Regions from separate parts of the Homo sapiens genome. Here region 1 is linked to region 2. A link is a loop called in an ENCODE intact Hi-C map of the cell type or tissue named here. Cell type or tissue: GM12878. All regions are shown on one strand. Links, peaks and the distances in the headings refer to the core of each region. The heading gives the core; the rest is flanking DNA.

Region 1 (2,924 bases), core at 146-2,645, 78 kb before region 2:
TTTTCAGCTTTAGTTATTTGTGTTGCATGTGTATTTTTCCATATAGGTTTTGGAGATTTTAGGTAAGAAGTTTCCTGTTACTGAGAACTCAAAGGGTTACAAGTTGCTGCCACCTTATCTTAGAGTTATTCAAGGGGATGGAGTAGATATTAATACCTTACAAGAGGTATGTGTTTTATATTAAAAGTTTCAATAAGGCATTTCTTATAATTAAGTTTGTTTATGTTTGATAAAGAACACAATATAAATACAATTTTAAGTCTTTGTAAGTGTTTATGTTGGTATAAATCTCTGTGCATTGCTTAAAGTTTAGAAATAATAGTAGTTTAAAATACAGAGGTGCCAGCCAAGCCATACTTACTCTTCCAGTTGTCATTGGCCACCCTGAATGATGAATCTAAAGAAGTATCATTGTGAAACAAGGAAATGTCAGTCAAGAAATATTCCTTGGAATATAAAACAAAGCCTTGACTCTGCTGGCATAGGTCTGAGTTTTCATAGACTGGAGCTTCACAAATCTGTAAAACTCATAATATTAATGGGTGCTTTTTCAGAAATTATAGAATAGCTGCCACCTCTTCTAAATTAAGCATTGACTGTCATCAGTATTAGATTTAGCCAGATAGTATAAGTGTTATGCAGGCGTACCTCATTTTATTGTGCTTTGCAAACATTGCATTTTTTTACAAATTGAAGGTTGTGGCCACCCTGTGTTGAGCAAGTCTGTTGGTGCTATTTTTCCAACATGTATTCACTTCATGTCTGTGTGACACATACTGGTAAATTCTCACAATATTTCAGACTTTGTCATTATATCTGTTATGGTGATCTGTGATTAGTGATCTTCGATGTTACTACTGTGATTGTTTTAGGGCACCACAGGGCACACCCAGATAAGGCAGTGAACTTAATTGATAAATACTGTGTGTGTTGTGACTCCTTCACCAGTTACCCATTCCCTTTCTCTGCTCACTTCAAGTTTCCCTATGCCCTGAGACACAACAGTATTTAAATTAGGTCAATTAATAACCCCACAGTGGCCTCTGAGTATTCAAGTGAATGGAAAAGTCACATCCCTCTCATTTTAAATCAAAACCTAGACATGATTAAGTTTAGTGAGGAAGGCATGCTGAAAGCTAAAATAGGCCTCTTAAGGCAAACAGTAGGCCAAGTTGTGAATGCAAAGGAAAAGTTCTTGAAGAAAAATCAAAGTGCTACTCCACTAAGCATATGAATAAGAAAGTGAAACAGCTTTATTGCTGCTAGGGAGAAAGTTTGAATGGTCTGAATAGAAGATCAAAGCAACCACAACATTTCCTTAGGCTAAAGCCTAATCCAGAGCAAGGCCCTCGTTTCAATTCTGTGAAGCCTAAGAGAGGTGATGAAGCTGCAGAAGAAAAATTGGAAGCTAGCAGAGGTTGGTTCCTGTGGTTTAGGGAAAGAAGCCATCTCCATGAGTGCAGAATGAAGCAGCAAGTGCTGATGTAGAAGCTGCTGCAAGTTACCCAGAAGATCTAGCTAAGATCATTGATGCAGGTGACTAAACAGATTGTCAGTGTAGAGGAAACAGCCTTCCATTGGAAGAAGGTGCCGTCTAGGACTTTCATAACTAGAGAGAAGACAACATCTGCTTTGAAAGGACATGCTAACTCTCATTAGTGGATAATGCAGCTGGTCACTTTTAAGTGGAAGCTAGTGCTCATTTATCATTCTGATAATCCTAGGACCCTTAGAATTTGCTGAATCTACTCTGCCTGTGCTTTATAAATGGAACAACAAAGCCTGGATGACAGCATGTCTGTTTACATCATAGTGTACTGAGTATTTTAAGCCCACTGTTGGGACCGACTGCTCAGGAAAAAAAAAAAAAAAAAAGATTGTTTCGAAATATCATTGCAGATGGCATCTGAGATCTGATGGAGATGTACAAAGAGGTTAATGTTGTTTTTCATGCCTGCTAACACAACGTCCGTTCGACAGCCTATCCATCAAAGAGTAATTTCAGATGCTATTATTTAGGAAATATATTCTTGGCCGGGTGTGGTGGCTCACGCCTGTAATCCCACACTTTGGGAGACCGAGACAGGCAGATCACGCAATCAGGAGATCAAGATCATCCTGGCCAACGTGGTGAAACCCCGTCTCTACTAAAAATACAAAAATTAGCTGGGTGGGGCAATGCATGCCTGTAGTCCCAGCTACTCAGGAGGCTGAGGCAGGAGAATTGCTTGAAGGGAGGCAGAGGCTGTAGTGTGCCAAGATCACGCCACTGCACTCCAGCCTGGGCAACAGAGTGAAACTCCGTCTCAAAAAAAAGAAGAAATATATTCTTAAGTCTGTAGCTGAAAGGGTTCACCATTCTAGATGCCATTTAAGAACATCATGCTTCATGGGAGGACGTTAAAATGTCAGCATTAACAGGAGTTTGGAAGAAATTGATTCCAACCTTCACAGATAACTGAGTCTTGATTTGACTTCAAGACTTCAGTGGAGGAAGTAACTACAAATGTGGTAGAAATAGCTAGATAACTAGAAGTGGTGGAGCCTGAAGATCTGACTGAATTGCTGCAGTCTCATGATTAAACTTGAACAGATGAGGATTTGCTTCATATGGGTGGATACAGAAAGTGGTTTCTTGAGATGAAATCTACTGCTGGCAAAGATGCTGTGAACATCGTTGAAATGACAACAAAGGACTTCGAATATCAGTAAAATCAGTTGATAAAACCAAAGCAGGGTTTGAGAGGATGCACTCCCAATTTTGAAAGAAGTTCTTGTGTGGGTGAACGCTATCGTACCAAACAGCATCGCAAGCTACAGATAAATCTTTCGTGATAGAGTCAATTGACGTGACAAACTTCATTGTTGTCATTTTAAGGCATTGCCACAGTCACCCCAAAACCTTCAGCAACCCTGATCAGTCA
Region 2 (2,924 bases), core at 223-2,722:
AAAACCACAACCTTGCACAAAGGCTGCCACTACCTTACAAAAAACTACTTCTACAAGGACATCTGCCTAGCAATTGAATCGATGCCACCCTTGCTATTGGTCCTAGTAGCCAAGGATTGGCTGAAAACAACTTAATCTTCTTCATTTTACCTTTAAAAACTTTTGCCTTATCTTCCTGAATACGCCCACACATATTCCCATTTCAATGCCCATTCCTGAATAAATCTTTCTTTCAGAGTCTCCTTCTCTGTTATTTAGGTTTGACACACCTATTAGAGTGCTTAAATTAAAAAGACTAAACATACTAAGGTTGGAGACGGGTGAATAAACTGAATTATCATACACTGATAGTGGGTCATTTTACAGACCCACTATATGTGGAACGCTGACTTTAAAAATAGTATGAGGCTGGGCGCAGTGGCTCATGCCTGTAATCCCAGCACTTTGGGAGGCTGAGGCGGGTGGATCATGAGTTCAGGAGTTCAAGACCAGCCTGGCCAAGATGGTGAAACCCATCTCTACTAAAAATACAAAAATTAGCCAGGCAAGGTAGCAGGCGCCTGTAGGCCCAGCTACTCAGGAGGCTGAAGTAGGGGAATTGCTTGACCCCGAGGGGCAGAAGTTACAGTGAGCTGAGATCACACCACTGCACTCCAGCCTGGGCAACAGAGACTCCTTCTCAAAAAAATAAAAAATTAAAATTAAAAAAATAAAAACAATATGAACATTTCATAATATGTTAAACGTACTCCTACTATTTGATCCAGACATTCCAACTGTAGGTATTTAGCCAAGATAAATGAAAATGTACATGCACACAAAGATCTACACATCAGTGTTCATAGCAGCATTATTTGTAATAGCACAAAACTGGAAACCACTTAAATGTTCATCAACAGGTAAATGAACGCCAACTATGGAATATCCATACCATGGATCTAACAGGTGAATGTCAACTATGGCATATCCATACAGTGGAATACTACTCAGCAATAAAAACAAAGAAGCTACTGGCACACAATTTATAATCTCAAAAACAAAAGAATGCTGACTGAAAGAAGCCAAACAAAAACATACACATACTGTATGATTTCATTTATATAAAATTCTTTAAAGTACAAACTGTAACAGAAAGTTGATGGGAGGAAGAAACTACAAAAGGGCACTAGGAAACTTTTAAGGATGATAAATATGTTCATCACCTGAATTTTGGTGACTGTTTTAGGACCTGTACATATGTCAAGACTTATCAACTTGCATAATCTAAAATGTGCAGTTTATTGTATATGTCAATTATACCTCAATGAAGCTGCTAAAAATTAACAACGGGGGAAAAGGGAATAAATGGTAACTTAACCAAACCATAAGAAAAGGAATAAAGAGGAACCAGCAAAATAAAACGAACAACAGGCTAGGCGCGGTGGCTCACGCCTGTAATCCCAACACTTTGGGAGGCCGAGGCGGGTAGATCACCTGAGGTCAGGAGGAGTTTGAGACCAGCCTGGCCAACACAGTGAAACCCCGTCTCTAATAAAAATACAAAAATTAGCCAGGCATGGTGGCATTCACCTTTAATTCCAGCTACTCAGGAGGCTGAAGCAGGAGAATCGCTCGAACCCAGGAGGCGGAGGTTGCAGTGAGCCAAGATCGGGCCACTGCACTCCAGTCTGGGTGACAGAGCAAGACTCCATCTCAAAGAAAATAAAAAATAAAAAAATAAAACAAACAGTGAACATACTTAAGTTGGCAGAAGGAAAGTGAGTATAGTTATCCTTTGTTACACTTGGGGGTTTGGTTTCAGGACCCCCACAGATGCCCAAATCTGCTCATTCCCAAGTCCCAAAGTCAGCCCTGTGGAACCTGCCTATGTGAAAAGTCAGCCCTCTGTTAAAGTGGGTTTCACATCCAGGGAGTACTGTATTTTCAATCTGAGTTTGGTTGAAAAAAATCTGCGTATTAGTAGAGTCTCCCAGATCATACCCGTGTTGTTCAAGGGTCAACTGTATTATCAGTTGTCACTAAATATAAACAAACTGAATTAACCCATTAAAAAACAGACTGTCAGGTTGGCTTAAAAACAAATCCAGCTATGTACTACATGCAAAAAAGAAATGTAAAACAAAGTGATTTTAAGAAGTTGAAAATAAAGGAGTGGCTTCTGATACTATGCAACCACAAAGAAAGGGAAAGTAGAAGCCTGTTAATTAAAGCAACCAAAAAAGATGATCTAAGTGTCAACTTCTGATTCAGAAAAATTAAAATTTCATAAATCAATCGTCTTGAATAGATAGGAGTTAAAACTTAAGATACTTACTAACATGATTTTACATAAATGGTGATCCAAAAGAGGGCCTATGTTGGTTTTTAAATTAGCCTACCTAAATTAACTTTTTCACAAGCGTTAGTCCTACTGGGAGGTTCTTTAAACACCACTTCTTGCTTTGAGGACATAGTTTAGTAATAAATTGTGTTGGTTTTAATCATTAATTTCCAAGGCTAATTGTTGTTTCTAAGTAATTATGTGTATTGAGAGTCTTTGGGAACAGATCATGATTTGTAATTTAACCCATCAGTTATTAGCATATTACAACTTGAAAAAGATTGAAAAGTATTAATGTCTTATTTTGCTGATCTTTGGAGGCCCACAGATGTGACAAATCTTGGATAAAAATGTATCTTCTGTTCCCTTTTCCTGTAGATGTAGGATTTGGGCCAATGCAATGATTGGCTCCATGTACTTTGTTGCTCTTTAAGGTTCTCATACTTGGTCCAGAGTTTCCATCAGGGTGAGGAAGAGGGAGACAAGGGTTGTATTCAGTCTGCAACATGCCTTGAATGCCACCTTCTACAAAATATGTGAACTCAATAAATACTCTTTGACGTCTTCAATCAGTCCTGCCAATGGGGTAGTCTAGAACTGTGGT

What was found. Hi-C counts contacts between places; a loop is a spot of excess contacts. Peaks named below come from ENCODE experiments on the same cell type or tissue, not always from the same donor. Only the 100,000 strongest peaks of a DNase experiment are listed, where the experiment ranks them.
Region 1: it touches region 2 in a loop (3-fold over the local background); 10 of 110 quality-filtered maps call a loop at or near these places.

The regions. Positions count from the first base shown.
Region 1 is chr7:106,258,830-106,261,753 of GRCh38, reverse strand. NAMPT (nicotinamide phosphoribosyltransferase) reads left to right here. Exons shown (of 11, transcript NM_005746.3): 8 at 47-166. Among named protein-coding and RNA genes, the nearest start is that of NAMPT, 25 kb to the left of the region's middle. RefSeq lists enhancers at 703-1,227, 1,228-1,754. In GM12878, for the core only: no CTCF peak of the experiment used is centred there; a DNase peak (open chromatin) is centred at 1,259; H3K27ac peaks cover 434 bases.
Region 2 is chr7:106,181,149-106,184,072 of GRCh38, reverse strand. No RefSeq gene overlaps it. Among named protein-coding and RNA genes, the nearest start is that of SYPL1, 70 kb to the right of the region's middle. RefSeq lists an enhancer at 2,829-2,924. In GM12878, for the core only: no CTCF peak of the experiment used is centred there; no DNase peak of the experiment used is centred there.